Regions from separate parts of the Mus musculus genome. Here regions 1, 2, 4, 5 and 6 are each linked to region 3. Evidence: chromatin loops called from intact Hi-C (ENCODE). Cell type or tissue: left cerebral cortex. All regions are shown on one strand. Region 1 overlaps Gm29921 (a long non-coding RNA gene). Region 2 has its middle 36 kb from the start of Gm29921. Region 3 overlaps Gucy1b1 (guanylate cyclase 1, soluble, beta 1). Region 4 holds the start of Gucy1a1 (guanylate cyclase 1, soluble, alpha 1). Region 5 has its middle 7.7 kb from the start of Map9. Region 6 has its middle 24 kb from the start of Map9.

The links. A loop is a pair of places that touch in the nucleus more often than their neighbours do. Peaks named below come from ENCODE experiments on the same cell type or tissue, not always from the same donor. Only the 100,000 strongest peaks of a DNase experiment are listed, where the experiment ranks them.
Region 1: it touches region 3 in a loop (2.3-fold over the local background); 3 of 42 quality-filtered maps call a loop at or near these places.
Region 2: a loop joins it to region 3, with 2.4 times the contacts of the local background. A loop is called at or near these places in 2 of 42 quality-filtered maps.
Region 4: a loop joins it to region 3, with 2.4 times the contacts of the local background. A loop is called at or near these places in 2 of 42 quality-filtered maps.
Region 5: it touches region 3 in a loop (4-fold over the local background); 9 of 42 quality-filtered maps call a loop at or near these places.
Region 6: a loop joins it to region 3, with 10 times the contacts of the local background. A loop is called at or near these places in 33 of 42 quality-filtered maps.

Annotation. Positions count from the first base shown.
Region 1 is chr3:82,188,950-82,193,949 of GRCm38, forward strand. All of the region lies in intron 2 of Gm29921 (a long non-coding RNA gene), which reads right to left. Among named protein-coding and RNA genes, the nearest start is that of Gm29921, 45 kb to the right of the region's middle. In left cerebral cortex, no CTCF peak of the experiment used is centred here; DNase peaks (open chromatin) are centred at 2,330 and 4,116.
Region 2 is chr3:82,270,027-82,275,026 of GRCm38, forward strand. No RefSeq gene overlaps it. Among named protein-coding and RNA genes, the nearest start is that of Gm29921, 36 kb to the left of the region's middle. In left cerebral cortex, no CTCF peak of the experiment used is centred here; DNase peaks (open chromatin) are centred at 2,183 and 4,731; H3K27ac peaks cover 1,508 bases.
Region 3 is chr3:82,044,511-82,049,510 of GRCm38, forward strand. Gucy1b1 (guanylate cyclase 1, soluble, beta 1) reads right to left here. Exons shown (of 14, transcript NM_017469.4): 5 at 2,003-2,200; 6 at 889-1,119. Among named protein-coding and RNA genes, the nearest start is that of Gucy1b1, 28 kb to the right of the region's middle. In left cerebral cortex, a CTCF peak has its summit at 2,994; DNase peaks (open chromatin) are centred at 1,761, 2,093, 3,046, 3,651 and 1 more place; H3K27ac peaks cover 1,212 bases.
Region 4 is chr3:82,142,148-82,147,147 of GRCm38, forward strand. Gucy1a1 (guanylate cyclase 1, soluble, alpha 1) reads right to left here and starts at 3,799. Exons shown (of 9, transcript NM_021896.6): 1 at 3,525-3,799. Gm29921 (a long non-coding RNA gene) reads right to left here. Exons shown (of 9, transcript XR_867373.2): 8 at 4,501-4,621; 9 at 4,251-4,402. In left cerebral cortex, a CTCF peak has its summit at 2,080; DNase peaks (open chromatin) are centred at 1,401, 2,463, 2,654, 2,951 and 2 more places; H3K4me3 peaks cover 3,054 bases; H3K27ac peaks cover 1,736 bases.
Region 5 is chr3:82,347,850-82,352,849 of GRCm38, forward strand. No RefSeq gene overlaps it. Among named protein-coding and RNA genes, the nearest start is that of Map9, 7.7 kb to the right of the region's middle. In left cerebral cortex, a CTCF peak has its summit at 2,673 (motif pointing left); a DNase peak (open chromatin) is centred at 2,699.
Region 6 is chr3:82,331,189-82,336,188 of GRCm38, forward strand. No RefSeq gene overlaps it. Among named protein-coding and RNA genes, the nearest start is that of Map9, 24 kb to the right of the region's middle. In left cerebral cortex, a CTCF peak has its summit at 2,660 (motif pointing left); a DNase peak (open chromatin) is centred at 2,623; H3K4me3 peaks cover 211 bases.

The DNA of each region.
Region 1 (5,000 bases), 140 kb after region 3:
TAGTTAACCATACTGAGTTTGATGATTATACCCCAACCACCTACAACAGCAATCTGCTGGCAAAACATACCTATGCAATAATGGCACAAATGTTATAAGAGTAACCAACAACTTTTGTTTCTTTTCTTTTTTTTCCTTTTTTTTTTTTGTGTGTGTTTGTTTTAAGGCCCACTCATTAAGATGAATCACATACCTGACACTGCTAAAGTGGCCAAGAATCTGAGAATAGATCAGTCATAGGCCTAGGGGAAAACTTACTACTATTATTCTGCTAAAGAATCACAACAATAAAATGTCACCTAATGATGAATTGCTGTACCTACAGAGCAGAGTATGGCTCAACTCTCATCAGAGAAGCTTCTTCTTGTAGCATATGGTAATTAACGAAGAGATCCACACTGAAAAATGTGCAGAGAGTGAGAGATAGTGGAACATTCCGTCCTAAATGGGATGTCTTTATAAAAGCCCTACCTTCAAGGCTCAGAAATACAAGAGAAAGAGGAGACAAAAAGACTATAAGACCCAAAAGTAGTGATGTCATCAAAAATCAGTGTCATCTCAACACAACAGAAATGGTGGACATGAGAACTCAGAGACTATACCAGCATACACAATGTCTGCACACGTTCAAACAAGACAACTCCCTAGCATAGAGAAGGACGAGTGAATGAAATCCCCATCCCTAACTGAGAAGCTATTTGCAATGGATACGTAGTGGGGAAGGGAAATAAGTTCTCTTCAACAGAGGGAGACAAAGTGTATCAAGCACACTCTAAGGCAGAGCCCGTGCCCAGGAGTAGTTAGTTGGTCAACAAAAAAACAGACTCCATGTTTTTTGCACGTGATTCTTGTTTGCTTTGTTTTGTTTGGGCTTCATATGCTATTTATTATTATTATTTTATTTTTATTTGTTTTTCTGCTTTGGTTTTAGTGTTATGTTATTCGGTTTGTTCTGCTTTGTTTCTTGGAGACAAAGAAAAAAATCATGAAGTTGGGTAGATAGGGAAGTGGAAAATATTTAAGGAGTTAGGGGAAAGGCAGAAATATAATAAAAATGTACTGCATAAAACTTTCAATTACATTTTTAATAACTAGCTGAGTTTGAGATAACAGGAACTCATCAGTGTGGAAACATCCAAGTCAGTGAAGATAAAAGCAAGAACAACAGAAAGGAAGAAACAGGACTAGGAAAGGATGTGTACCTTGAAGAGGTATTCTCCAATCACAAGGTTTAACAACAAAGAAAATACGCAAATAGGCAAGTAGTCCTGCATTTGTGATCACAGTTAGCAATGGAAGCAAAGAAGGGCAACCAGAGGTATTCTTCCCAGATGGCTATTGGGTAGTTTTGTGGATTCAATATGAAGTATCCCTAATAAGTCCATGCCATTGAACTGTTGTTCCTTCTGGCAGTGAAGTTTGCTGAAGAAATGTGTCGTTGAGTATGGGCCTTGAGCCTGTATAGCCCATTTCACTTTCTGTCCCTCCAGTCCCTTCCTTTCAGGCTATTAAAGGTCATGCAATGTGACCAACCACCTTCCCATCTCCTGCCATGTTCTTTTCTGCCATGATGGATCATATTCCTCTGGAACTGTAAGGCCAATTAAATCCCTTTCCTCTTAAGCTCACAAATTTAGATGACTTCCCCAAGCAAAGATCAGAAGTCATGCTCACTCGGTTGCTATTGTGCTCCTAATAGTGGAGAAGGAAGCGCCTCCTGCATGGGGTGCTATAAAGGATGAAAGTTAAGGTTCCATATATTCCATCTTTACCTCTGAAAGGCTCAGCCTTTGAAATGTTCCTCTTCACCACTAGTATTAACCATTGAATCCCTCCAGGGACTTTCAATTTCCTTAATATATTTCTCCTTAGAATTTACCAAAATCCTAAGAGACTTTTAAGACATACCAACCATAGATATGAGGCAATGCATGTATTTGAAGAGGGGTAGAGAGAAATATTCTTGACTGAAATAAAGTTGAGAAATGCCCAATTAAACAAATTCTTAAGCCCCTTAGTAAGCCAGTAGCATCTCTGAATTGCATATAATTATATAAGGGTGCCCCTACAGCCCATCCCTTGTACTATGGAGATGTTATGTCACCTGCCTTTCCCATCGACCCCCACATAGAAAATGCTGACAAAGACACAGGGAAGCTGCAGCCCAGTGAAGTATCTGGTAGATCTGTCATCCATCCTTCCATGCTCCATTGTAGGATTTTTTTTTTCCAGTGATAGGAATCAAACCCAGAGTCTTACTTGCACTTGCCTGGCAATGTACCACTGGGCTCCAATCCTAGCTCCGCAGATGTTGTTAAAAATGCCCTTGGTACTGTTCCTCCAGCAATGACATAAGCAACATAAAGCAAGACCGAAATCTGTCCCATATGGCAATCCTCCTCTTTCTCCTCTTTTTCCATCCAAGCCTCTTCTTGATTTTTCTATCCAAAGCATCACAGATGTATTAATTTCTTTGTTTCATTCTTGATTCATAAAAAAGTAATCAGTACTTTAAACTCTTATATTTCTTTCTGTGGCTTGGAATAAAAAGAAAACAGTATGTTTTGCCCATCCCAACTTCCCACCCAAAACTTCCATAATTATAAGGTTTATCTGTACTTTTGAAGGAAACCTATATAAAGTTTCCTAGCATTCTTTTATGCCTTGCTATGTACTGAAGAAAAAAGGAACAAAATGTGTTTTCTAACTCTTTTTGATAATATCTCCCTTGTGGTTTCTTTGTGTTTTTTCCCCTAACTTCTCAAGACAGAAATATTTTTTTCAGTCTTAGTGTAGCAGAGCTGGAGCTTCACCAATAAGAATAGAAGTCAAATCTTAGGTATAATTACTTTCTCACCTAAAAAGGAAGTAGAACCCAATTATTGGCCTTTCATCAAGTTCACTGGCAAAAAGACTGAGTTAACCACAGTTAGGGTATTGTTAACATGACAATTTGTTTGGAATTAGGCTGTGGGAAAGAGGAGTTTCTACCAAAGGTTAAGCCAAGTTAAACAGACAAGGGAAAAAATACTGTTATTCCCTTTAATCCAAGTCTGGGTTAAAGGGTTGATTATGTGGGAAGATGGCAAAGGGTCAGAAATGCAAAACTCATGGAATCTGGCTGCTTGACAAAGGCCTAAATATAACTTATGGCTTCAAGTGTTTTTTCCTATTTTGTTCCATCAATTTGGGAATTCTGCTACAGATTGCTATCAAACCCAAAGGAAGTTATTTATTCGTTTTTACAAAAGGCTTAGACACTCACAAAGTAAGTAAAACATCACTAAAGTACATAACATATCATAAATATTTGTGTGATTTTACACATGTCTCATTTTATCAGTGAAATGGGTATGTTTCATATGGTTTTGAGACACATTGTGTAGTTCAGCCTAGCAGTAAACTAGAGATCTTCCTGACTCAGTGTCTAGGACAAGGACAGAACTTGATTCCATAAGCTGATAAAACCAAGCTGGGAGGATTGACTGCACTGTATCAGATCAAGGCTCAGATTGATGGCATTGCTGTGCTGTTGTATTCCTTCAGCTGTGCACTATGGCTTGTTTTGGCACAGTCATGGCATTACACCCACATTGTGTTATGATTCGCTATGTTTATCAGTATGAGTATTAGAGCTTTGTTCTTCACATGGACTGACTTTCTTATTGATGAAGAGATGCTTCTTGTCCAGGAACCACGATTCTATGTTCATTTAATCTTTTGGTTGCACTTTTAAGATTTAAATGAAAGTTTCTAAACCCACCATTTCCCCTTTTGCCCGTACTTCCCAGATCAATGTGTAATACCTGCCTGCCCTGACTTAGATCTATTTCAAATTCACAGTACTTTTGATTAGAAATAAGTTTTTCCAGAGCTCACTTTACCCTGCTTGAGGACATTTCAGAATAGTTCTAGACAGCTTCCACATCCTTTTGAATGTATTTTCCTTGTTAAGCAGAGACTGCCTTCCAAAGGCTACAGAGAGGAATACCAGTGGCAGTGGAGAAGCTCAGAGTCCAGGTCTGAATTTAATAACAATGTTCCTTTGCCTTTTCCCTTCACTAAAATTATCCTCTTCAGTGTGCCATGTAGATTTTGTTCCAGAATAAGTGAAAAAATATCCCTGACATATTTTCATTCTGTTTGTGACTGTATAGGAAATTGGAGAGTGGGCATGCTTGTCATTCTATAAACAGAGAACTATGAAAAGCAATTGCAGTGTTTATTTGGTACAGATCATTTACATTCCCTCTGTATAGAATTTTTAAGGCAGTCCGCAAAATGACACACTATCTCTTATTTCAGCCCCCGATAGTATGGTGTCTCTTTATTTTTTTTGAAACCACCATTGAAAACGGGGGAAGGTGGAGATGCTATCTGTCTCTATAAAACAATTGTATGGAATCACTGGGAATCCAGAGTGGAAGCTTTGCCTTTTCTATGATGAATGCTTTGTCCAAGTGGGGAATTAAAAGTGAAGGGAAAGATATAAGGAGGCTGAGAGGACAGCAGAAAAAAAAAAAAAAAAAAACAGAGAGGAAAGGAGGCCATATTCTGAAAAAGAAATCTAAAAAGCAGAACAAGGAAGCCATATTAGTAAACAGGGCAAGAAAAAGTGAACTTAGGTCTGGGCATCTTCCAGCAGTCCATGTGTCTAGCACTTGGTTACCTGGGCATGCTGTTATTGAGAAATGTTGATTATGGATCATTTAATAGGTAGGGTCTAATAAGAGGCCTACTTTTGGGGATCATGTTTTGGTAAGGCCCATCTAAGGTTCTGCTGATACTTTACTCAAACTGATGAAAAAAAATCCATAAAGTTTTAATTGGGAAGAGAAATTCTGATGTTGGACAAGGCCATGCCAAAATAACACAAAACAAACAAACAAATACATAGTGCTATGTTTGGCCTGCCATAGACCTGGAACAAATTCAAGGGATTAGTGACTGTGACCTAGATTGGTAGGAAAGCTGCCAGTAGATTTCTCCAATAATTCTAT
Region 2 (5,000 bases), 230 kb after region 3:
CATAAACCACTTAAAATTTACATACATCTAAGTGCTTGAAAGAGGACCAGCTTGCATGGTTAACAGTAATGCTCCTCGAAGCTGTGAGATATTAATCAAAAATCCTAATGCCAAGTGTGAGATGCCTCCATAAGAGTTCTTCATCAAGGAGACTTCAGAGGATCCCAAAGCGACAGGGGCCATTGCCATTCCTCTTGTTGCCACCAGAACTAGATGACAAGACCTTATTGCTCAAGTTGCCATATACCATGCTTACAAGACATGGTGAAATCAAACAGGAATTGAGGTGGAAACTTAGTCCTAGGAGGTTAAATTTCTTAGTGCTAGAAAGTGCTAGGCAGGCTACTTAGGTAGAAAATACCTCAACTGTGTTGCCTGACTATGAGCCCTGTAAGTTTTGATGTCAACCAATCAGGCAAGGTATGTGCATCTGTTCAGTTGTGGCATGTCTGTTATTGGAATAACCAATAGTTCTTTGAGTGCATTTGAGTCCAAATCCATAGGTGTTAATCAATGTCTAATACTATAATCCTAATCAAACACCAGTGTTTCAGGGGAGGGGTTTATGAGCTCTTGGAGGTAACTTACTCCTGTTGTTCAGATAAACTCTCATAACACCAAACTGCTGATCATACTCATTGTCAAATACTTCTCTCAGCTTTAATCAAACAAGGCTGTCAGCAATTAATTGTAGAGAACAGAGTCTCATGGCTGCACAGTGGGCTGAGAATAAGGGATGGTGAGTGATATGACCCCAGACAACAGCACTATTACTCTGCCTTGTGTGCTTTCCTTGTGGTTGTTCCTCATGGTTGTCCCCAAGACATTGACTAAAACAAATACTGAGGGTTGGGGCAAGAAAGGCAACACACTTGGATAAAGAATAAGTGGGAACACACTCTGAGGGAAAGAAACACAGACCACAGGACTGTGTACTAAGTGCATTAGAGGGGACTTCTGACATGTTTCTATACAGCTTTTAAATTTTTATCTCATTGGGTGTAGTTGTTAACATTTATTCTGAAGAGACATTGTATATCCCTGATGACCTAAAACTCGTGGAGGTCTCCCTGCTTCTGTTAATTTATTGTATTTTATGTGCATGTATTGGAAAGTTGGGGGAAGAGGGAAGTGGTCATGCCATGGCACACGTGTGGAGGTAAGAGGACAACTTGGGAGAGTTGATTCTTTACTTCCACTGTGTGCACCCAGGGATTGAACTCGGGTCATCGGGCTTGGCAGGAAGCACATTTACCTTGGAGAAAGCTTTCTGGTCAATACCAACACAACTTGATTTCTTTCTGTCCTATAACCAACATGTATGGCATCTTCAGCAATAGGGTCATACCACCAAGTTCTGCTGTACAGCCAAGAATAATGCCAATAGTCTGTATTTTGTGGGAGGTGTCCTTGGAACTCTCTGTTAACAGCATCTGTCACTGTGGGGTTTTGTTGCTGTTGTTGTTGTTGGATTTTTTTGTTTGTTTGCTTGTTAGTTTATTATTGTTGTTTGCCATCCTATGGCATTATGCCCTGGGTAGGAACACTCCAATTTCCAAACAGATCAAAGATCTCAAAGTTATACGGGAAACTGAAGTTTCTAGAAGAGTAGGGAGTACAATTCAGAATAAAGGCTCAAGTTGGGACTTTCCTAACAGGACCTCAATTGCCCATAAAATAATACCAACAGCCAACAAGTGGAACCTCATGAAAATAAAAGGCCCCTGTTCTACAAAGAAAGCTGGTACCTTGTCAGAGATGCAGACAGCATTGGAAAATTTTCTGCTAGCTAGCTAGCTAGCTGACAGATGACTAGTGTCTCAAACTAGGAAGAAGAAGAAGAAGAAGAAGAAGAAGAAGAAGAAGAAGAAGAAGGAGGAGGAGGAGGAGGAGGAGGAGGAGGAGGAGGAGGAGGAGGAGGAGGAGGAGGAGGAGGAGGAGGAGAAAAGAAGAAGAAGAAGAAGAAGAAGAAGAAGAAGAAGAAGAAGAAGAAGAAGAAGAAGAAGAAGAAGAAGAGGAAGAAGAAGAAAGAAGGAGGAGGAGGAGGAGGAGAAGAAGAAAGCTAAACACCCAACTCACTTACAACCCAGTTGAAAAATGAGCTATGGGAGCTGAGATGGAGGAGTAGTACTGGCCTTCCTTAGCTACCAGAGAAATGCAAATTAAGACTATTTTGAGACTTCATCTCTACCCAGTCAGAATGACTAAGGAGAAGAACAAAAAGGACACCAAATTTAAAAAAAAAAGTGAAGAGGTGGAGAGAATGTAGAGCCATCATTTATGGTCGGTGGGAGTACACACTGACATAGCCTCTGTGGAAAGGCAACAGTACATCAGAAAATAAGAAATGAATATACCCCGTGTCCCTGCCATACTGGGATGTAAGAACATTTCTTTATCCTACTGTAGATACAGATGTTCATCTATGTTTACTGACATTTTCAACACTATAACTAAACGTCCACCAACTGTTGATTCGATAATAGCAGACAAGAAATATGGTGTTTCCTATTGAGTCAATAATCAGTACAATGGGTTGCTAGGAAACAGAAGAGACTTAATTCCCACTGAGAACTTTGGGATTTCTTAGCAGGAAACCCACTGGATTGGAATGGGAACAGTGTAAGGACCAAGTTGAGCAGCTTCTAGTCATGCAAGTCTGTAGGCTTATAAAGCCACTTCATCCACATCCCTGGCAACAAGGGAATCCATTAGTCTTTAAAACATTTTTAGCTTTTTCATGCAACCCAATGATACAAATGTAACCAGAATTTGAAGATAAATATAATGTTACCCTCAACCCAAAGCTTTGCTGGGCACTGACATTTTATTGATGTGGTCTTCTGCTTTTGTGAAGTTTGTCTTGTTGAAGTCTGAACAGGAGGTCACTGACAGGAGGACTGTCATAGGGAATATCCAGAAAGGCTCCAAGCCTACCTTACAGGTGGATCCTGTCATCATTTCAGTTTGGTCGAGAGCTCAGTGGTGAATAATGTCTGCCCTGGCTGTGTAAAACCGCAAGCGTCTGAGCTTCCCATTGGTCCCCAGTCAATGCTTTGGAAAAGCAGGAATCAAGGGCAGGTTCTTTCCTCATGACACATGGAGTAGTGTGGGGCAGGGGTCCATGCCAACAGACAGAAGAACTAGTAAGGTAGCAGTAAAGTTCGGAACCCAGATCAAACTCATAGTTGAGAACAGTGGGAGTTCAAACTAGCTCCCAGCCAGATTCCTGTCCTGGAGCATGTGACCACAACAACCCACTAAGAGGATAATAATAGTCGGTCACATAGCATAGCACTTAAGTTCTCTAAACTAATGAGGTTTCAAAATGGGCCCCGGAGTGTTTAGCCAATAAGCTTCCCTGCCTGGATACCCCTTCCTGCAAAAGATATTTAATTTCTAGTTTACCCTGAGCAAGTAATATGTATCCTCATATGCCATGAATAAAGCAGTTTGGACAAACAAGGACTGTCTTCTTCATCAAGAACTGCCACGTAATTTAACACTCAAACTAAAACTCTCTTAAAACAACAGAAATTTCAACTAAAAAGTGTTTCAGGGAAACAGAAAATGTTCCAGGACAGTTCAAGAAAGCTGATATGTGTGATCCTTGCACTTCAGCCTATGAACTAAGGATCTTTGCTGACAGCCACAAATACTATGATCTGCTGAGTCTGTGAACCTGGTGGTGAAAGGCCATGCATTCCTCCAGAGTTTGCTAACTCACCAGGGTGCTAAGAGGTAGCTGTCTGCAGAGAAACTCTATTAACCATCCTGTGGCCATCGTCCCTGCCCCAGATATGAGGAACCTCCCTCTCTTCTGACTTGAGCCCTACCTCTTCCAACTAGAAGAATTATTGTCTCTTATGATAAAATATTCTCAAGAGTTAAGCTCTCTGTACCAACACAGGAATGAAGCATTCTTCGGGCATAGTTTACTTTTTTGCTTCATAAAGTAATTTAGCTCTTCTGTGGGAGGGGCAAACAAATATTCAGGCCACATGAGAGGCCAGAGTCCACAAGCATCATCATGGAAGTCAACAGGCAACTTCATTCTAATAAAGCTGATTGGAAAAATGTGTTTCAGATGCGTGTTCAAGTAGACTGGTACATTCTTTAGCTCTTAGGAACCAGACGGATGCTGTGGTGGTTTGAATAGGAATGGGTCCCATAAACTCAAGTGTTTGTAAGCTTGGCCATGGGTAGTGGCACTAGTAGGAGGTGTGTCCTTGTTGGAGGAAATGTGTCATTGTGGATGAGGGCTTTGGTGCTAAGGACTAGCCTCAGCTTGGAGAGCAGTTTGGAGAGAAGGGGTATCTGGCAGCAGCCAAACAAATGACTTGAAGTCAAATCATGGGTTACAAGCTGACAGCCTATGTTCTGCTTGAGATAGGCTCTCCACACTGCTCCACACTTCGCTCGCTCTCTCAGTCTCTCTCTCTCTCTCTCTCTCTCTCTCTCTCTCTCCCTCTCTCTCTCTCTCCCTCTCTCTCTCTCTCCCTCTCTCTCTCTCTCCCCTCATACACTCCATCTTGATGGAAGAGAAGAGACAAAAGGAAGAGCAGAGCAGAGAGGCAGAGAAAAGAGGCAGTTTTTGGCTTGCTCTTACCCTGTCTGAGATCTCTCATTCCAACTGTAATCACTGACTGTCATTTCTCGACTTCAGGCAGGCAGCATAAAAGCCCTGGGAGGAGATTTTCCTCCTCTTCATTCCCTGCATGCACAGGATGTCAGAAAGTCACACAGTCACATGCAGCGTTTCCCATGACGGGCCTGTCAAGCCCTGCCTGGCACCCATCACCAAGCACAGCTGCCATCAATCACTGACACTCTTTGTATTGATCTTATCATTTGCTCCCTCCAGGGAGAGGGTCTTGTCCGCCTATTCTCATTGCATTTATTTTACAGTAGTGTCTATTCTAATTCACAGGGCAAACAAAAGTCATGTAGACTTCTCGGTCAGACAGAGCAGCCTTCCAGCTTTTCACGGGTCAGGTTCA
Region 3 (5,000 bases):
AAAAAAGGAGATTTATCTTCTAAACTGAAGATGCCTGTGGTATCAAATGCCAGGAAGTCAAAACACCGGTAAATACTTCCTTACAAAACATCCAAGGAGAGTCAATATTAATAGAAGTGCTAACACAAAGTGCCCACTGATGATGAAGCAAGTAACTGACTGAAGGGACCTCCTGCCATGTCAGGACCGAGGGAAACAGGCAAGGTCACACACCAAGCGAGAGAGCCCACAGGAAGCACAAAGCACTCTTCTGCTTCCACATCTACAGCTTTCCACAAGACCCCAGTAATTTGGTCCTGCATTAAAGCAAATGGTAGCCCCAGATGCATACATGCCAGGGACAAATCCTAACATGGGACAGGAGAGAAAGTGAGTGCACAGGGAGTTTTCACATGACTCCTGGGAGTGCAAACCAACTGTGGCTGCAGAGCCTGGGGTCCTTCTTAGCCCTGCCACTCTTCCCATGGTACTGTCTATGTTTTTCATCTTGCTTGTTTGTAAATTTCCTTCTTCCCCTTGTCAACAGCTGGTTTTGAAAGCTATTTTTGGAAGGTAGCTAGGCAGTGAATATTTATTTAATAAACAAACCGGAGTGAAAGCTGACTGCTCTTAGCAATTTCCCAATTTTCTCACAAAGCAAGTCTACCGATCTCATACAACTCCCTCCTTTCCCTGTAAGTGATTAAAGTAGACACAAATAAAAGCCCTAAGGAAGTTTTCAGTATTTTCAAACACATTTAGGTTATAAGTGCGTGGGATCGGTCCTGCTAACGAATGGAACCTGTAATGGTGTGTGTGTGTGTGTGTGCATGTGTGTGTGTGTGTGTGTGTGTGTGTGTGTGTGTGTGTGTGTGTGAGATCCCAAGGTGGTAGAGCTGTGCATTTTACCTGGGGGAGCACTCTGTAGATGGCATTGCCACACTGAGTGACCACTAGGTTCCGGTCAAATATGATGTGAAAAGGAAATGCTTTGCAGAAGGTGTAAGGGCTGATACGTGATTCCTGGGTACCATTCTCTTCAAACCTATCCAGATCTTCATAAAAATCCTCTTCTTTTGATTCCTTTTCTTCAATTAAAAACTGGGTGTGATCACATTCTTCATTTCTTTGCTGAATCACCTAGATGTCAATGGGAGGAAATGTGGTTAACTGCTGGTATTTTAGCTTCTTTATAATATCTGAATGTAAGGGACTGCTTATGAACATTCCCCATAATTACTAATACATAATTACTATTTATAATCTGGTATAAATTTCTCATTAGCACACATGGCCTTTTGAGTGGACTAGGAAGAATATACCGTGTTGTCCTCCTGGGGTAGGACTCCTGAACAGGGATGTTTGTACAACGAAACTATGGTTGAGACTAAACATGATAAGCAAAAACAAAGTACCTGGCTAGGAGAAACTACAGAGGTCAGAGACAGAAAAATAGCATTTTTTTTCATTGCATGCTCTCTGTATTGACACCTTAAAACTGCCACTCAGAAATAGCAAAGAGTGTTATCAATAGCATCAGGAAAAGACCTGAGCTGGCTTGGCTAAGTTCACCAGCACAACTTGATTAAAAAGCAAAATCAAGAAAGAACACAAAGACTTTTGGTTGACATGATAAAAATGTTCTTGGTACGTTTTAGGAAAGAGAAGAGAATTCACATGGAATAAGTGATTTGTAAAATCGGCTAATTTAATGTTCTTTACATTTCACTCTCCACAATCTGATAACTCGCATGTCACATGGCCCACCCTAGTTCCAGCTGGCGTGTATTCACGGAGAGGAATTGAATTTCTTTTTGCCTTGAGTAACATATAAATAGAAAGAGAATCTGTTGCAAGGGGGAAATCGCCCAGTATAATGCATTTCAAGGCCAAAAAGAGAAGACTTCTGGGGTTTTCGCCATTTTGGCTCACAGATACCGCTAATGTAGCCCACAAGCAGCAATCAGTGAGGTATCATTTCAAATGTTCCAATATTCGGAACATCTTAGCGGGTGAACACTACCTTCATGTCTATCTCAGTGCCGTGTATCTGTTGAGCAACAGTCTTGATAATCCCGATCACGATGTCCTGAAGCCCCTCTCTTTCCGAGTAGTAGTGCAGGATGAGCCCTTTGCCTTTCTCCGCATCGGTGCACCTGAAGGAAGGCGCGCGCATCCCTGGGTAAATGGTGGCGAGGTGGTCATGCAGGGCATCGAGGTTCTGTAGTGAAAACGGAAGCATAGTGACTAGGAATGTCTATGAGGTCATAGGCATGCAAACAGCAGAGAGAAGGTTCACATCTGGGTTTGCTGGGCAGATCACTAGTGTAAACGTTTACCTAGGGGGATCCTTCATGGCGCCCCTGAGATGGCTCTGAGGTAAGTACCACAGAGAGAATGAAAAGAGAGCAGAATAGTTGGGACGAATCTATGTGATTGTTAACGGCAAGTCTCAAGAGCATACTTAAGATGAAAAGCAGGCATCTAAGATTGTTGTTGTTGCACACTGTAGTATTCAGGAGAGAACATTGTGTAAATCAACCACATTCTTTTCTGCTCGCACTATAATACCCATCTGAATGGGTATTAGGCTTAGAAAATTAAACTTCCTAATTTTTGTAAGCTTGTCACTTAGAACATGCTTTCTCAGCACCTATTAGCTCCTAAAATTCAAAAGTGATTTATATTCAGATTGACCTAAGAAATAAGAAAGCTACACTTTTAATTCAATCCAGCATTTAGTTGATAATGTGTCCCATGCAGGAATGAAGAGATCCAGGAAATAGAGCCAGGCACAGAGAGTCCTGAAGGCTTACTCTGTTTCAATGAACTGAATAAATCCAGTGTCAGTCTGGGTGCTTCAGTCTATAATGACTTCTGTTTTCTTCCCTCTAATATCTCTATAAAAATCAAGTCAAGCTAGCGTTTGTTTTGTTTTGTTTTGTTTTGTTTTGTTTTGTTTTGTTTTGTTTTGTTTTATTTTGTTTTAAAACATGGCTTCTTCTGACTGCCTCTAGGGGCCGCTGCTGTAGCGTGAAACTTAAGAGGCAGTCTAGCATGCTCCATGCCATTCCTGGAACCCACCTGTCCCAGAATTTCATATTTCTTTCTATTGAGTTGAACCATACAACGGATTCTTTCTTTAACAAATTGTTTTTGTGGAAATCTTTCCCCGTGAAGAGAAGACCCGAAAGCTCCGCTGCAGGACCTTAGGACCCCTGCCGAACTTTTGATGTAACAATCTTGAAAGAGAAAAACCTCTTGAGAAGAAAATGTATTGCTAAGAGTTTTACTTTTATCTCCATTTTCCACAAAGTCAGAGCTGAGTTTGTGGCTGCATTAAAACCTCATTTCTTCCATATTACAGTCCAAGTACTGCGTTATACTCCTTGTATGAAAGAAAGCTATCTTAAATAGGTGGTTTAATACTTTTTCATTTTTCTAAACAAAATATTTAAATATTCCCTAGTCAATAGACCCACGCCATTTGCTTGCTATCAATTTTCATTTTGGTTCATTTTGTGCCCTCTGTACATTCCTACAAGCAGTCAAGACAATCCCTTGGCAGTGACAAAGGTACCATTTCTACCAGTGGCCACCCTGATGGTAAGGCAGTTCTGACACTGGACTTGGTCACCCAGGACAGGTGAAACATCAAAGGTAGCACCCTTCCTGCAAGGCCAGCCATCTGAATTTGTGCACAGGTGTGGGCACGATTAAGGTCTGAATAGTGGAAGTACAGCCTTGCTAAGATGCATTCCTGCAGGCAAGAGGGTCACTACAAAGGCTGAGCATGGTATGGTGTTCAAGCCTTTTTGTGGTAACCGAGTCTCCAGGGATTTGCTGTTGTATTGAATTTGCTACTAATTAAATGCACAAGCTGAGTGCTTTGTTGGAGCATGAGAGATTTACCACTTAATGTAATATTGATTTTCTTTAGATAGTATCCCACACAAAACTCACTCTCGGGATTTCTTCAGTTACCGCTTTCCTCACTCAGTTCTACTCTATCAAGTTTCAAGCGATTACCACGACCCGTCTCTTCTAAGAAATGGGATTGTGATTAAATTTAAATTATTTTCACCACACTTGTATTGCTAATAAATGCGCAGTCTTCACATTTAAACTACTCTAGTTACAATATCCTCTGGAAATCGCAAACAGGGACCCTTAGCATGGCCAAGAGAAAAGCTATTCACATTTGATAGCGCTAACTAAACACATTTGACTGTTCACTAACATAGCTATATTGATACATTCTGGGCAATAAACCTTTCATCACAAAACTAGAATTGTTTTATTTCTAAATATACCCATGGAGGTAAGTACAGGAAGAGAGCAGCTGCAGGGCCAGTTACAAGGAGTTCGCACATGCGCAAAAGAGCCAAAAAGTCGTGGGAAAATGTAAACACAGATGCTTCAGCAGGAACAACTTCCAGGAAGCCATGGAGCAACCTCAAATATGCTTAGGCTTCTCCTTAGCATCATCTAAAATGGGTGATGTTTTTGTTCCGATAACCAAAATCTAGCCTGAGGTTTTAATTCCATTTCTAACGGTGCTGATACCTTTTCGTGCTCCCTCTCTCACAAAGACAATAAAGGCATATTTTCTATGCGAGAATTCTGCAGCTGCCAGGCCACTTTAGCAGTCTCCTGGTGTTTGCGCTTTGTAGAAGAAGGAAAAATGATTCCTGTTACACTTGGGCTGTGGGTCTTGCTTGCTGCAGCTCGAGAAGGAGTGTGCTCTACAGATGTAGGAAGCTGTTGTTCTTTGGGGAAATACGTTTAAGGTGCACGTATATTTTAAGATTTTTGGACTACTTCAAAATGATGCACATTAAAAAAATATACCAGGCATGGCAAAAAATAAGTTCATACATAACTACAAACTATGCAAAAATCCAAGACCTCCTCTCTTTGCTCCCAGTACAGCTAATCAAAAACTTGTAAATTGGCCACAGAAATGTAGAGATAGAGACTCTGCCTGGAAAGCAAACTGGGTTTTTGTTTTTGTTTTGTTT
Region 4 (5,000 bases), 98 kb after region 3:
GGATGGCTCGAATGAGAGACAATCCCTTCTACAAATGTGCAGAAACAACCCATAGGATGCCCGAGGAAAGTCCCTCGGGTGAATAGCTCTAATCAAGTGGCATAAAAATAGTTCCATAAAAGTTGGATATCCTCCCAAAGCAAAGGAAAACAAGCAATTTCCCTGAGCATCTGACACTGAAAGTAATTCTAAAACACCATTTACTACAATTCTCCCTGCCCCCATCAATAATAGAGTTTGTTTTGTTTTGTCCAAATATTACTCTACCTTTCCGTTTCCTCTCACTTAAGGAGACTCATTCTTAAAGCTAATTATTTGGTGTTTATTTCTTAAAAATTCACTAGAGACTTGGAAGAACGTATCCTGCTATCTTAAACTAACTTATAGACAAAGTCAATATTCTCCCCTCCCCTAGACACACACTAAGTAGTGCTAGCAAATGTAAATAAGAGAAGTCATGTTTCTTTCATGGTTTCTGATACAATCCAGTGTTACATGATTTTAACTGTTCAATAAAAGATGTTTCTTAAGCCTGAAAATATCTATGACAAATTATTGAAATTTTAATCCTCTAAGTATTCTACTGATCTATTACTCATAACAGCATAATTTAGTGTCATCATTTAAGCTTGTAGGGAAGTCTACACATTAAAACAACTTTTCAGAATGTCTTGAAACAAGATTTCCTAATAAGCCATAGTTATGAGACACTGGCACTAAGTACTGTGAATTGTTTCCCATTTCTGGATATAAACCATAATTCCATATTTCTTTTCTCATGCTCAAATGGCAGAAGATACCTGAACATATACAATGAGGTCTTCATGAGGCTGTTTCTGTGTCATGCATTGCGAGACACCATAGTAAGCAAAACTACTTTATATTTCAGTGAGAAAAATGTATTTTTATTTTCTGTCTTAAACTGGAACGATCTTACTGTGCAGGTAGAAACAAAATCTACCCATCGACGCACCACACACTTCTATTAAGTAAACATCACAGCACTAAGCTTGCTAAGCGATACATTTAATACTTTATTTATGAGTCTATTTCCTATTAATTTTCTTCTTTTATTGGTTTATTCAGTATACAAAGCATGGGATTTCATTGTGGCCTTTTTGTGTATATGTATGTGTATAGTATACAGTGTTCAGAGTTGCCCACTGCCCTCCCCATCCTGTGGGTCTTCTCTTTCCTTAAAATGGTTTCTCCTTGTGTTTTCACATTGTACAGATCCAGTTGTTCTCTTTGTCTCCACTCCTCTTCTCTTTGGCTCCCTCCTTCCCTCCCTTCTCACAGTCATTTCATTCATACACATATAGAACTCTAGACTGCATATGAGAATGTCTGTTATGTCTTACGGCTGTCCACTGCCATTCATTTCTATGAAAACATCATAATTCTATTCCACTCTATGGAGGAACAAATGTGTAACTACCCAGCATGCACACATCCCGCATGATCTTCATCCATTCACTTGTTGCTAGGCACTGGAACGGCTCCATATCTTGGCTACTGGGTCTAGTAATTATCTCAGCAGTGGGCTGACACAAACTCTTTCCTGTATATACCTGAAGGAGTAGAGCTCAATCATGTGGTATTTCTATTTTTAGGTATGTTGAGGAACCTCCATTCTGACATCCACAGTAGCTTCCCAAGTTTACATTTTCCCAGGTAGTGTATACAGTTTCCTCACCCTCCTGCTCCTCACCAGCATTTGAAATGTTTAGCTATTGTATGTAGCACAACCCTTGAAGTCTTCTGCTAGTCTGCATCCACACCCTTTTGTACAGAGGCTAAGATTCGGACCAGAAAATGTTCAGCTTATCGGTGTTAACTTCTGTCGTTATTTTGCTGTGGGGTTCTAAATGCCAGTACTGCAGCGGAGTTTTTTCCATCTCCCTAAAAGTGCAACAGCTCAAATATTTGAGTATAGTTTCTGAGACTACAAGACTCCTCAAATAAATACATGGACCAGACCATTTAATAATCGGTAAAGGCCAAGTACTAGAGTTGCTTCAGAACTCCAGTTTCATGTCATCGTCCTTTGCCACCCTTGATCACTGCTACCTGACATGATACTTCCTGAAGGGGGACAACAGTCTAGGAAAAACAACAGATTGCTCTTTCTTTCATTATGAACAAAAACTCAAAACTGCTCATCTTGAAGTGTCTCCGAGAGCATGCAATAGAAAAGGTGAGCAGGGCTCCGACTAAGCCTGGCACTAGTCCGAATATAGACAAGAATTATTTTGGAACCGATGACCCTAAAAAACCATTATGATAATTTAAATGTAGGTAATCTATCTTCCTCTAAACCATGCAATATGTTGGAAATCAAGAGGCATCTAATCACTTCTGAGAGCGAGCTGGCAGCCATTTGATTTACCTCAGAAAATGTAAAGTGCTTTTTAAATGCAAAACGAAGGAATAACTCCCAGAAAGCAAAAGAAAGGCTCAGGAAACCCATACCCTGGAATCATGTGACCACACTGGGATGCAGCCCCTCACACAAAACTCACTTAGAGATAACACTGTGGACCCAGGACAGGCTGTCAACTCAGATAGGCCCGGGAGAATGTTGTGATGCCTGGCCATTACCTTCCAATGCATCTCAGTCAATAATAAGAGAAAAGCAGCTTAGAAGCAGTCACACTCACATACCCTTTGTGCAGGCACACTTTGCTCTGGTCCCAGCAGTGGCTGGAACTTTGCAGTTTGTATACTCTGGGGCTTTGAGCAGCTCCTCCATCCTCGGAGGAAAGCCCGCATGAGGGCCACAAGCTGGACTCTTAGGTCCTGGCGTCCTTGAATTGCTCCCGAGTGAAGGATGCCACCCAGCTGCCCAGGGCTGGCGGCCTTGCGTGGGAGACAGTCGCCCACGCCTCGCACGTTCCCACTGCGGGACCACAGAGCTCAGCCATAGCTGCTCCCTGACCGCTATCCCTCCCGGGAGTCCCTTCCTCGCTTCTCCCCAGCGTGGGAACAGTGATCTTGCTTCCCAGGGGTGAACGAGATCAGGGGAGGGTGTGGGAAAGGATTTAGCCAAGACTTGGTAGAGGGCTGTATGCACAGGGAGTCCCGGCCGGCCAGCGAGGGCACCGCTATCACTTACTTAGTGATATCCAGACCTGGGGACCGCAACCTCCTGGAGCTGCCACCCAGCAGAGCACAGCCGCACTAGATCACAGATGAAGGGCGGTGGCGCTGGTGATGGACTGAGAGGTGACACTGGAGTCGCACCTGTCGGTCCCGAGCGGGTTCACCCAGGGCACTCAAGGCCACACAGAGCACATCATGGTTAACCTGCGCTAGTGGCGCGGAGGGACCCACGAAACACCCCCAGAGCTGGTTCCCACCGTGCTGTAGTCACTTCTCGCCTTTGTTTTTCCCTGCCATGACCCAAAGAATTCTAGTCTGTCTCTTCCCTGCCGCACAGGACTTCTTCCCACGTCTCAGTACCGTGCCTCGTCCCCTTCTCCAGTCCCCAAACAGTAGAAAAGCAAACAGCTGAGCGAACCCACCATGATGCGATCACAGGAGGCCAGGGGCATCGGGCCAAAGGTGTCTTTGCTCCGCTGGCTCCCCAGGCTGTGCACTGCTGCTCTTCGCCTTGGGGTCCGGTCCGGCTGGCAGGCACTGGAGGAGGGCTGCCTAGAAGGCGGTGTGTGAGAAACCCGCGGCTCTGAGTCCCTCCCACTTCTCCCAGGCTCAGCTAGAGAACTGAGTCTGCTCCCGCCCAGTCGCCATCCTCCAAACCACCAAAGGCAGACACACACACACACACACACACACACACACACACACACACACACACACACACACACACACATAGCAGGGAAGGGGACAAGGAAGAGAAAAAAAGAGACTCTAAGAAAAGTTGAAAAGTTGGCACATTAAAACTAAAAACATTTTCTCTAGTACAAGCTGGTGCAGAACCACTGTAGTTTCCTGAATCTGAAACCTGGTGGGGAACTTTCTTTCTCCTTGGGTGGCTTTGGTGGCCTGGCTTTTAGGTTTGAGGCTACTCTACTCATTTCAAAGGTAATTTTGTGGTCACAAGAATATTTTTTTTTTTTTGAGTAAGGTCTTGCCTCTATTTGGTTCACTACACTCAGCCCTATTTGCTGTTAATGCATGTGTGTGTGCATAACTGTTCTTTTATTTTTAAATCATTGTTCATACACACATATGTGTACACACAAAAATGCACACACACACACACACACACACACACACACTTACTCCTGGTGTCTTTTTAATCCTCCAAGTCCAAGAAGTCTAAGACAAAAAGTTATCTTGACATATCTACTTTCGACTCATCATCGACTCTGGTCTCACTGAGGAGGCCCCACTCATATGAGAAACGTTTTGTCCAGTGAAAACAACCATAAGAATTGTCCTAAAGAATGGATGGGAGTAGACAGAAACAGAATTAGCCAGAAATGCCAAGACAGCTACAGGAACCAGGGAAACTTTGGCCTTAAGATGGAACCAAACCTCGTAGGTCCTTTGCTGGTTCTGTTTTGGGTTTTGTTGTTATTTTCTTGTCATTTCCAAAGCTTCTCTTACTCCCAGAGCAATTCATGAACTTCTCTTAGTTCAGCAGGAAAAGTGAAATCTATTCTCAGACCATGAACGTAAGGCCCAAAAGGAAACAAAAACAAAGGGACTCATAATGTAAAGCAGCCAGCCCTATCAGTTTTAAAGTAAATAAAACATGACAGAAACATTCATGTGGGGGGGGGGGCATCCCTCTGACAGATAAAATGTTTCTGAAATAATGGTGTCAGTGTGGGATCTTGAAGGGCCCTTCAGTTTTGCAAGAGGATATGTGGAAGGAACTGCTTGTTGGTAGCAGAGGAGACTGAACAAAGGGCCACAGGCAGGTGGCAAGGTGGTGGTGTGGTGGCCAGGAGATAAGATGGGGTAGAAGGTAAAGGTGAGTGGAGTGCAGGAGGATGCAGAGGGCACAGGGTGCTGTCTCTGCTGTACTGTTC
Region 5 (5,000 bases), 300 kb after region 3:
CCAATACATCCAATCAAGCAGGTGCCGAAAGGATTCCTGGATCAAATCACGTTACAGCCACAGTATGCTAATTTCACTTCATAGTAAAAGTCTATTAAGTATAGCTGTTTCAACTTATTAGCATAACTCTACAAATGGATCGGAATGCTCTTGATTTTACCTACATATTGTTTAAAGCACACAGACTGTAAACCTTCAGACTGATGCCGGAAGGTGGTTGTAAAATGTCATTCCATTAACTTCTTACTTAGCTATAGGTAAAATAGTGATGTTTCACCTTTTAAAACCAAGCCCCAACTTCCCACAGACTTAGATGTTGAACAAGCCCTGTAAAATTGGTTTGAATTTTCTATACCTTTTCAAATATAGCCATTTTAGGTTCAACCCTCACAAATTCAAGATGCATTATTTCAAGATACAAAACAAAACAATAATTCACAATAGTCATAAGAAATATAAATTTTTTCTTCATTTTCTGAAGTGTGACTGAAAATTAACAGAGGAAAATGATCTCAATTAACATAAAATGCTGATATTTAACAAGAAAACTCATTATTGAGGAAGGCAGACACTGCATTATACAGTGGCGTGGAAAGTCTGCACACAGCTTTACAGGAAACATTCTTTTCATTCTTTCTTTAACCAAAACCCTTAGCTGGCTCTGAATTGCTTATATGCTATACAATGAAAAGTGTGGCTGAAATCTGGAAGAAATCCAAAGATTAAAAGCATCACCTTAAAATATTTACTCAAGGGCCAGAAAAGTTCACTCTGAGGCTAAGTAGAAAACTTTTATCAAAGTTTACTCTAGGGCTGGCTATGCAGCACATGTGTATAAAATATCTAAAAGTGAATGCCTGATCAGGCAGCTAAGGTCTTTGAAGCTGCATAAACTATTTGGTGGCTCTTTGGCATTCATCATGGCTTGCTCTAAACATGAAGTACTTTATGCTATTTTTAGTTCCCATGACCTGGTACATTTCTTCAACAGAACGAAATTAAATGATTCCTGTGAGTAATTATTACAAGAGAAAATCAGATCAAAATATTTTTTCTTTTACCTACAGACAAGACTTTTCCAGTCACATTTGAATGGTTTTTCTTCCCTTCATCTTTTAATGTTTAATGTTAGAAACTGAAGGATATAAGGATATAGGGTAGTATGTATATTTTTATTTGACATCTAACTTTTTATTTGTGTACATCTGTGAGATTATTTCTGGAGGAAAAAATAAACTGAGTTGCATTAAAAAAACAAGAAGAAAATGTTAGGAAAGAAATTGTGTCTTCTAGGGTATGATAAAGGTGCCTAATTAACTGATAAATTTAGGTAAACACTATTCTCATGGTATTCACAAACAGTTTATATGATTACAAATACTTGAAATTTTTTGGCATTTGTGGCAATATGTATAATGACAGCTGGTGGTATATACTTTACTCCACTGATTCTGTGTAAAGGATTTATTCTAAACTCATATATAAATACTTTATATTTATTTTAAAATTCTCGAGGAAGCTCAAGAGGTTCCAAAACATAATCAACAATGAACCAGAAGTGCATGTAATTGTATAACTACTGAAGGAGGCACAATTCAGTTTTTAATTAGCATGTGTGGTAATTTCATGTGCTTGGCCCAGGGAGTGGCACTATTAGAAGGTGTGGCCTTGTTGGAGTAGGTGTGGCCTCATTGAAGGAAGTGCATCCATGTGGCCCAGGGCTTCAGGACCTTCATCCCAGTGCCTGGATGTCAGTCTTCTCCTGTTTGCCTTCTGAACAGAATGTTGAACTCTCAGCTCCTTCTATGCTGTGCCTGCCTGGACGATGCATGCTCCCACCTGGATAATAATGGACTGAATCTCTGAACCTGTATGCCAACCTCAATTAAATGTCCTTATAAGAGTTGCCTTGGTCATGATTTCTGTTCACAGCAGTAAAAACCTAAGTAAGGCAGCATGAAGGATATTTGAGTGGCATGACCATATTAGAGAAGAGTATGTCTTAGGTAAATATTTTTACGTCTTAAAATTTTGCAGAATATAGTTATAACTATTGTCTTAGTTAAGGTTTCATTGCTGTGAAGAGATATCATGACAAAGCCAACTCTTATAAAAGGAAATATATAACTGGGACTGAGTTACAGTTCCAGGGCTTTAGTCCATTATTGTCAGGGTGAGAAGCATAGTGGCAGACATGGCAGTGTGCCAGAAGACATGGTGCTAAAGAAGGAGCCAAAGCTCTACATTTTGATCCATAGGCATCCGTAGAAAATTGTGTGGCACACTGGGCATAAATTGAGGCTAGGAGACCTCAAAGTCTGCCTCTGCAGGGACATGCTTCCTCCAACAAGGCCATAACTCCTAAGTGACACTCCCTATGGCAAAGCATTCCTACACATGAGTTTATTTGGGGTAGTAGGGAGTTGACTTGGGCCAGTTGCGAATGTAAAACCTTTAAAAAGAATTTTATGTTTTCTTTTTACATTAAGTAATAATCATTTAACTTCATAATACAAAGGCAAATCTGATCATGTAAAAAGCATCATGAAATTATTTCAAATACATAGCGTTTTAATGTTTGCATTTTTGAAAGAATAAATCATTTTAAGATCCACTATTCAAAATTACTTCTATCTACATAGGTGCATAGGATAGAATCCTTTGCTGCCATCTTCTGGAACTTAGTAACTTGTACATGCCGACAGTTTTGTTTTGTTTTGTTTTGTTTCCCCCTTCTAGAGAAAGCTTCCCAGAGGAGACAAGGAGGAGATAATTGCATTCTCAAATCATAGCAATGCTAACTGAAAATTGGCTTCTGTGAGTCACTTTATCCCAAGAACCTTCATTTGGCCTATGGACATTCCTTGAACATCCTGAAAATACTAGGTACCCATTTTGCCATTTTCTTGGGCTTTCTTCAAAACTGAGTTGTATTTATTTCTACAAAACTTATACACTTTAAAATGTAGGAAAAATATTTAAATCATTTATTTATTTATTTATTTATTTTGAACTCCAGCTTTTATTCCCCTCCCGGTCCATCCTCCAACTGTTCCACATCCCACCCCCATACCCTAACCCCACCAGACCTTTAAACTCCCTGGAGCCTCCAGTCTTGTGAGGGCTAGGTGCATCTTCTCTGACTAAACCCAGATTCTGAAGTCCTCTGCTGTATATGTGTTGGGGGCCACATAACAGCTGGTGTATGCTGCCTTGTTGGTGGTTCAGTGTCTGAGAGATCTCGGGATCCAGGTTAATTGAGACTGCTGGTCCTCCTGCAGGGTTGCCCTCCTCCTCAGCTTCTTCCAGCTTTCCTCTAATTCAACCAAAGGGGTCAGCAGTTTCTGTCCATGGGTTGGGTGCAAATATCTGCATCTGACTCTTTCAGCTGCTTGTTGGGCCTTTCAGTCATGATAGATCCCTTTTTGTGAGTGCCCCATAGCCTCAATAATAGTGTCAGGCCTTGGGGCCTCCCCTTGGGCTGGATCCCACTTTGGACATGTTGCTGCACCTCCTTTTCCTCAGGCTCCTCTCCATTTCCATCTCAGACAGGAACAATTATGGGTCAGAGTTTTAACTGTGAGATAGCAACCCCATCCCTCACTTGATGCCCTGTCTTTCTGCTGGAGGTGGGCTCTACAAGTTCCCTCTCCCCACTTTAGGGCATTTCATCTAAAGTCCCTCTCTTGGAGTCCTGAGAGTCTCTCACTTCCTGGGTCTCTGGTGCATTCTGGAGGGTGCCCCACCTCCTACCTCCTGAGGTTGCCTGTTTCCATTCTTTCTGCTGGCCCTCAGGGCTTCAGTCCTTTCCCCTGACCAATACCAGATCATGTTTGCCTCTTTCCCCTACTGTCCCCTTACCCAGGTCCCTCTCTCCCTACCCACTTGTGATTGCTTTCCTCTTCCTCCCAAGTGGGATTGAGGCATCCTCACTTGAGCCCTTCAGCTTGTCGACCTTTTTGAGTTCTGTGAACTGTATCTTGGGTATTCTGTACTTTTTTTTTTCTAATATCCACTTATTAGTGAGTACATACCATGCATGTCCCTTTAAGTCTGAGTTACCTCACTCAGGATGATATTTTCTAGTTCCATCCATTTGCCTGCAAAAGTCAGGATGTCCTTGCTCTTAATAGTTGGGTAGTATCTCATTGTGTAAATGAACCACATTTTCTGTATCTATTCTTCTGTCATGGGACATCTAGGTTGTTTCCAGCTTCTGGCTATCACAAACAAGGCCGCTAGGAACATAGTGGAACACGTGCTCCTAGAATAAGCAGAGAGACACAGATTAGCAGAAACAACTCTCTGTCATATACCTCAGGGGGCTACACACAGAATGGATGCAGATAGATGCTCTGTGCGCTAGCAGATCAGCAAAGGAGAAAATTCACTGGGTCAGCATCTTACATAACAATAGTCCAGGTTTGCAAAGATGAGAATTTATTAAAAGTGAAGATTCTGTTGCCTGGAAGATTCCAGAGACAGAGTGTTTTGATCCTACCTGGGTCACTAGATACTGTGACACTTTATTTTTTCCCTTCATCATTACCTTCAGGAACGAATCTCTGTCCCTCCTCACTCCTCGTTCCACGCTCGCCTGTAAGCTTCACTTTCTTCCTTGTCAAGTTAAGTGCTGGGGAATGTTTGACTCTTGGATGGGAGTCTGAAGGGAAAGCCTTGATTTATAGCACGCTGCTATTTGCCACGTTAAAATCCACCATAGCTGATTTAAAGCTGTCACCTTGATGTCACCGAAAGCCAAGTTGAAACTGGATGAGTATTCGGGACTCTCATGGGCTGGTGCAACTCCACTCTACCTCCCTGTGAAGCATGTGTTGCCCACCTGGACATGACCTGGCCCTGTGATCTCCCAATACATTTCCTTTCTCTTCAGCTGGCCAGTGGACAGTACTGGCCACTCACTCACTGGAAACCGTTCTTCTCTTCGGGTTCTCTCTCTTCCTGTAGCAGATGCTTGACTTGCTGTGCCACATACCACC
Region 6 (5,000 bases), 290 kb after region 3:
CCTAGATGTCCCTCAACTGAAGAGTGGATCAAGAAAATGTACTATATCTATACAGTGGGATACTATTCAGCCTTGAAAAATAAAAACATCACTAATTTTGCAGGCAAATGGATGGAACTTGAGAATATCATCCTGAGTGAGGTAGCCCAGTTGCAAAAGCATATGCATGGTATATACTCATTTATAAGTGGATATTAGCCATAAAATGCAAGATACCCATGTTGTACTCCACAGACCTAAAAAAGCTAAACAAGAAGGAACATCCAAATGAGGATATTTGAATCTCACTCAGAAGAGGGAAGAAAATAGTCATGGGGGCATATGAAAGGTGGAAGAGGGAATGAGAAGGGATATGGAGGAGGAATGGGGAGATTCAGGATCAGATGTGAGAAGGTATAGGAGAGATGGCCAGATAGCAGGAATGGGGAGATAGGGAACATCTAGAAGTTATGGTAGAGACTTGCCATATGGGAGGCACCTAAGAATCAATGGGGGTGTCCATAGCTGAGACTCATAGCAGTGGGGATATGAAACTTTAAGAGACTACTTCCTGTACCTATGCAGGAACCCTAGTGGAATGATAGAAACTTTCACAAAACTTTCAACCCAAATTTTATCCTGTTTACAAGAAATGCAGGAAGGGGGCTAACTGATAAGTGGCCCAACTTGAGACCCATCCCATGGGTGAGCATCAATCCCCAATGATACTCTGTTACGCTTGAAGACAGGGGTCTAACATGGCTGTCCTATGAGAGGCTCCACCAAGCACCTGACTCAGAGGGAGGCAGAGACCCACAGCCAAACAGTGATGGAGCTTGGGGACTCCTGTGGAAGAAATGGGCTTGTAGGGCCCAAAGCAGGTAGGAACTCCATAAGAAGACCAACAGAATCAAATAACCCGGAACCCTGGGGCTCTCAGAGATGGGCTGTACCTACCCCTACTCCCTAAACAAATGTAGCAGATGTATAGCTTGGTCTTCATATGGGTTCTGAGCACCTAGAGCAGGGGCTATCACAAAAGCTGTTGCCTGTCTCTGGGATATGTTCTTCTAGCTGGTCTGCCTTGTGTGGCCTCAGTGGGAGCAGATGTACCAAGACTTGATGTGCCAGGGAGAGGGCATACCCAGGGGAGAAGGGAAAAGGACTGTTGGAAGGGGTGACCAACAGAAGGAGCAGTGAGTGGGATGTAAATTAAGTAAGTAAGTAAATAAATAAATAAATAAATGAATAAATAAATTAAATAATTATAGATGCCTTAGAAAGAAAATCCCTTTTTCCTGAGAACTCCTAAGGCAGTTACCAAGACTCCTTACATGAGAAGCACTAGCTGGTAATATTTTGCCTCCTCAAAGACCTTAAAACCCTTAAGAACTCATAAAGCCTGGAAAGGGATGGCCCTGGAGCCTACGCTTCATTAGTTTCATGATAAATCTGTTTGGTTTGCATTAATTAGTTTATGCTAATATGAAGAACCAAGTATTTCTTAGGTCTTCTATTCAGTGCACAGGAGATGCACAGCTGGAAAAGCCTAGAGAGATAGCAGCTTGAGACACAGAGTGGGAACGACAGCAGCCTGGCCGGGTTTGCTTTATACATGTTATACACCGGTGGGTTTTCCAACCTTTCTCAGAATGTAGCAAGTGAAGGCATTGCTCAGAGGACATTGCTTCTCCACATCTCACTTCCTCTAACTTCAGAGTCTGTCATACTTTAAATCTTTCCTTTTAAATACACAAAAGCTTATTTTATCTGTACCAGAACATATCATAGAAAGTATCTTTAATAAACAGATATGCAAATATACCGGTTTTCAAACTCATTTGCATTTAATATCTTTATATATTATACTAGAAATATTCAATAACTCTCAGTAATAAATAATAATAATAATAATGAAGAAGAAAAAAATAAAGTTGGGAGGGAACAAAGAAAGAGAAAACAGTTTGGTAAAAGTTGAAAGGAGGTGGTGGGTAATAAGATCAAAAGATATTGTTTAAATGCACTTTTCTAAAACCTCTTAAAACAACAGTTTCAAACAAACTTGTGTGATCACAATGACTACGTAATGGCAGCCCAGCAATGCCACCTGGGCTTGAGTGTCTGGAGTGTAGTAAAGGGGACAGAGTTCTCTGCGTTGTCTGCTGTGAGCATAGCCCAGGCTCTGCTCTTGAGTCGGGATCCTAGTTTCTGGTCCTTGGTGGGCTCATGATGTCCTCACTGAAAATGATCCTACATTAAAGGACCTTTTTGAGTTATGCAAACCTCTAAACTAGAATTTCAGAGGACAAAGTCTGCCATTCTCTGAGCAAATGTCAGGGTCCCGTGCTTCTTCCTTCCTCTCCAGAGCTGGGGGTGGGGGTGGGGGTGGGGGAGTGGGTGTCCGTCTAAGCAGGCAGGCAATGAAATTCTGTTGAATCAGGAATCTTACGTTCTCAGTCCTAAACGTGATATCCTAAACTTAAGTAGCATGTGCTCTTTTCGTTAGTACACGGCAGTGAGACAAAAATAAAAAGATGGTCAAAGGACAAATTCTGTTTTCCTTTAGAGACCTTTCCCCTAGAAATGGTTCATTAGACAAAGAGAAAACTAGGAACTAATGACCGACTGTTCCTCAGGCGCAGTCGCTGCAGCATTGCGTTATACTGCCCCCTGGAGGTTATCTGCTGCCGTTGCACAAGTTCACGCTGTTGAAATAAAAAAAAACGTTGTGTGCTCAACAATTGGCCAGGGAAATGTTTTCAAGTGTTTCTGTTGTTATTTTGTTTTGGTTTTGTTTATGTTTTAGAGTCGCGAGAGAGCTTATAGGAATTCCTGAAGCTTTTTGAGACATTAAGAAACCTCTTCCTGTTAGAATTCAGACTGCATTTAAATTTTGGATGACAGAAAATACATACAGCAGTATTGCTTACATTTGAGTACGTCAGCTTCTGGAGGTACATTGTCTCCATATGAATGTTGGAGATATATTGGAAGAAATGAAAGTAGGAGGAAGATGGGACATGAAAAGGCAAACAAAGGCAGAGCTGGTGAAAGAGGGAGAACTTAGAGTATAAAGTATCCAGTCTGAACTGTAAGGCTCCAGTATCACTAGTTTCTTTCTATCAGGCACAGTGCTGGACCACAGCCGTCCAGCCCCACAGCAAGCTACCCAGCCTACTCACCCAGCGTCCCTGTGCCAGGTCAGCACCTCCTCACTGCTCCTCTCTTCAGAACCGGATGATCCAGGAGAGAGATGGGTGCTTTACAAGGAAGAGTGCAGTGGGGCCTCACTGCGGGGAAAGGTGTGATTGTGCCTACAGGATTGAGTCAAGAGAAGATTCCAGAAAGACAGTTACTAAACGTGAATATAAGTATAAAAACTGTGCAAACTATAAACACTGTATAAAAACATACAATAATTCACACTTTCTTCATATGGGCTTCAGGTCAAATACATTTCCTTGCATGCAATTATTTAACATACAAGAAAAGAAATTCTAGATATTTGTTGAGTCCCACGGGGCATTTTGACACATCTCTTCATTTTGTCATGTTTAAGTGCAATGAAACTTCAATTGGATCTTTATATCAAGACATTCAAAATCCTTCTGTCTATGTTTTTGAAGTTATTATTAAGTCACCTGCTCTGGAAGAACAGACCAGAATACTTGATACTGTCTAATTATCACATAGTGTCCCATCCCTGGCCTTTTCTGGAAGGCTTTACTATCTGATTAAACAGTTTAGCCCAATCAGAAAACAGTTAAACCTTACATTAGAGCCATTTGCTTGTAACAATGTTCAATCTACATATACCTGTAGATAGACACTCTTCCTACCACTAATCAGCCACACTTTCATAGGCAAATTATAGAGAGAAGGGGAGAGATGGAGAGGGAAATGGAGAGGGAGACTGAGATGGAGAGGGACACAGAGGAGAATGTTGTATAGAATAAATTCATATATTTACCAGTAAGCTGAGGCAGATCTTTAGACTTTTCTAAGGTGATTTTTATGAAATTTACGTTGGCTAACAAAATTTTTATTGAATTGGAAAATCTCTCAGAATCTTTCTCCATGCAAAGGAAATGAATAGTACTTCTTTTTAAAAAAAACATAATGATGCTTTATGAGACAATCAGTGTCTTATTCATAGCATCTAGAAAACACATTTATTCTTCACCCCAAACCTAGCCTTGTACTTAGCTCATTTGATTTGGAGAAGTTTAACCCCAAGATTTGAGAGAACAGAGTCCTGGCTATACATTAAATGGTGAGGTAAGCCTATTCCCACCATCTGCATCTTCCTCCCCACAGTGATGAACAGCTGTGCAGCTCCACTTCCTGCTGTCAGTCAAGCCACCAATGAGATCCCCCAGAAAAAGTGAGAAGACAGCTCAGAGCATTTGCATTGGCTTAAGTTCTTCTTATGTGCTGAAGACTAGTTTTCCCCACGATTAACTTTCTGTTATTGTTTTTATTATTTTTTTTATCTTTTCTTGGCTTTTAAATTGTTTGTCTGTTTTGAGACAGGGTTTCTCTATGTAGTCCTGGCTGCCCTGGAACTTACTATGTAAACCTCAAACTCAGAGAGGTCCCCGTGTTCTACCTCTGAAATTCTGGGATCAAAACAATGACCACTACATCTGGCTGACTTTTCAAATTTTATCTGAGATTCTTTTTTATACTCTATTCTGATCATGATTTGCCTCTCCCCGAACTCCTGTCGGATCCTCCTTGCCCACTCAACCCTATGAACAAACAAAAACAAAGTCAACAACAACGACAACAAAAAAACAAAACACACACACACACACACCAGAAACGTACAAGCAAAAGACCAATAAAACAAAAACAAAAAATGCCCAAACAAAACAAAATGAAGCAAAAAGTCTACAATGATATCATTGAGTTTGTTATTTGCTGGCCAACAACTCCTGTGGATAAGGCCTACTCTGAAGTGTAGTTATTATATCTAAGGAGATTCTATTGGGGGAAACAAACTTTTGCTTTGTCAGTAA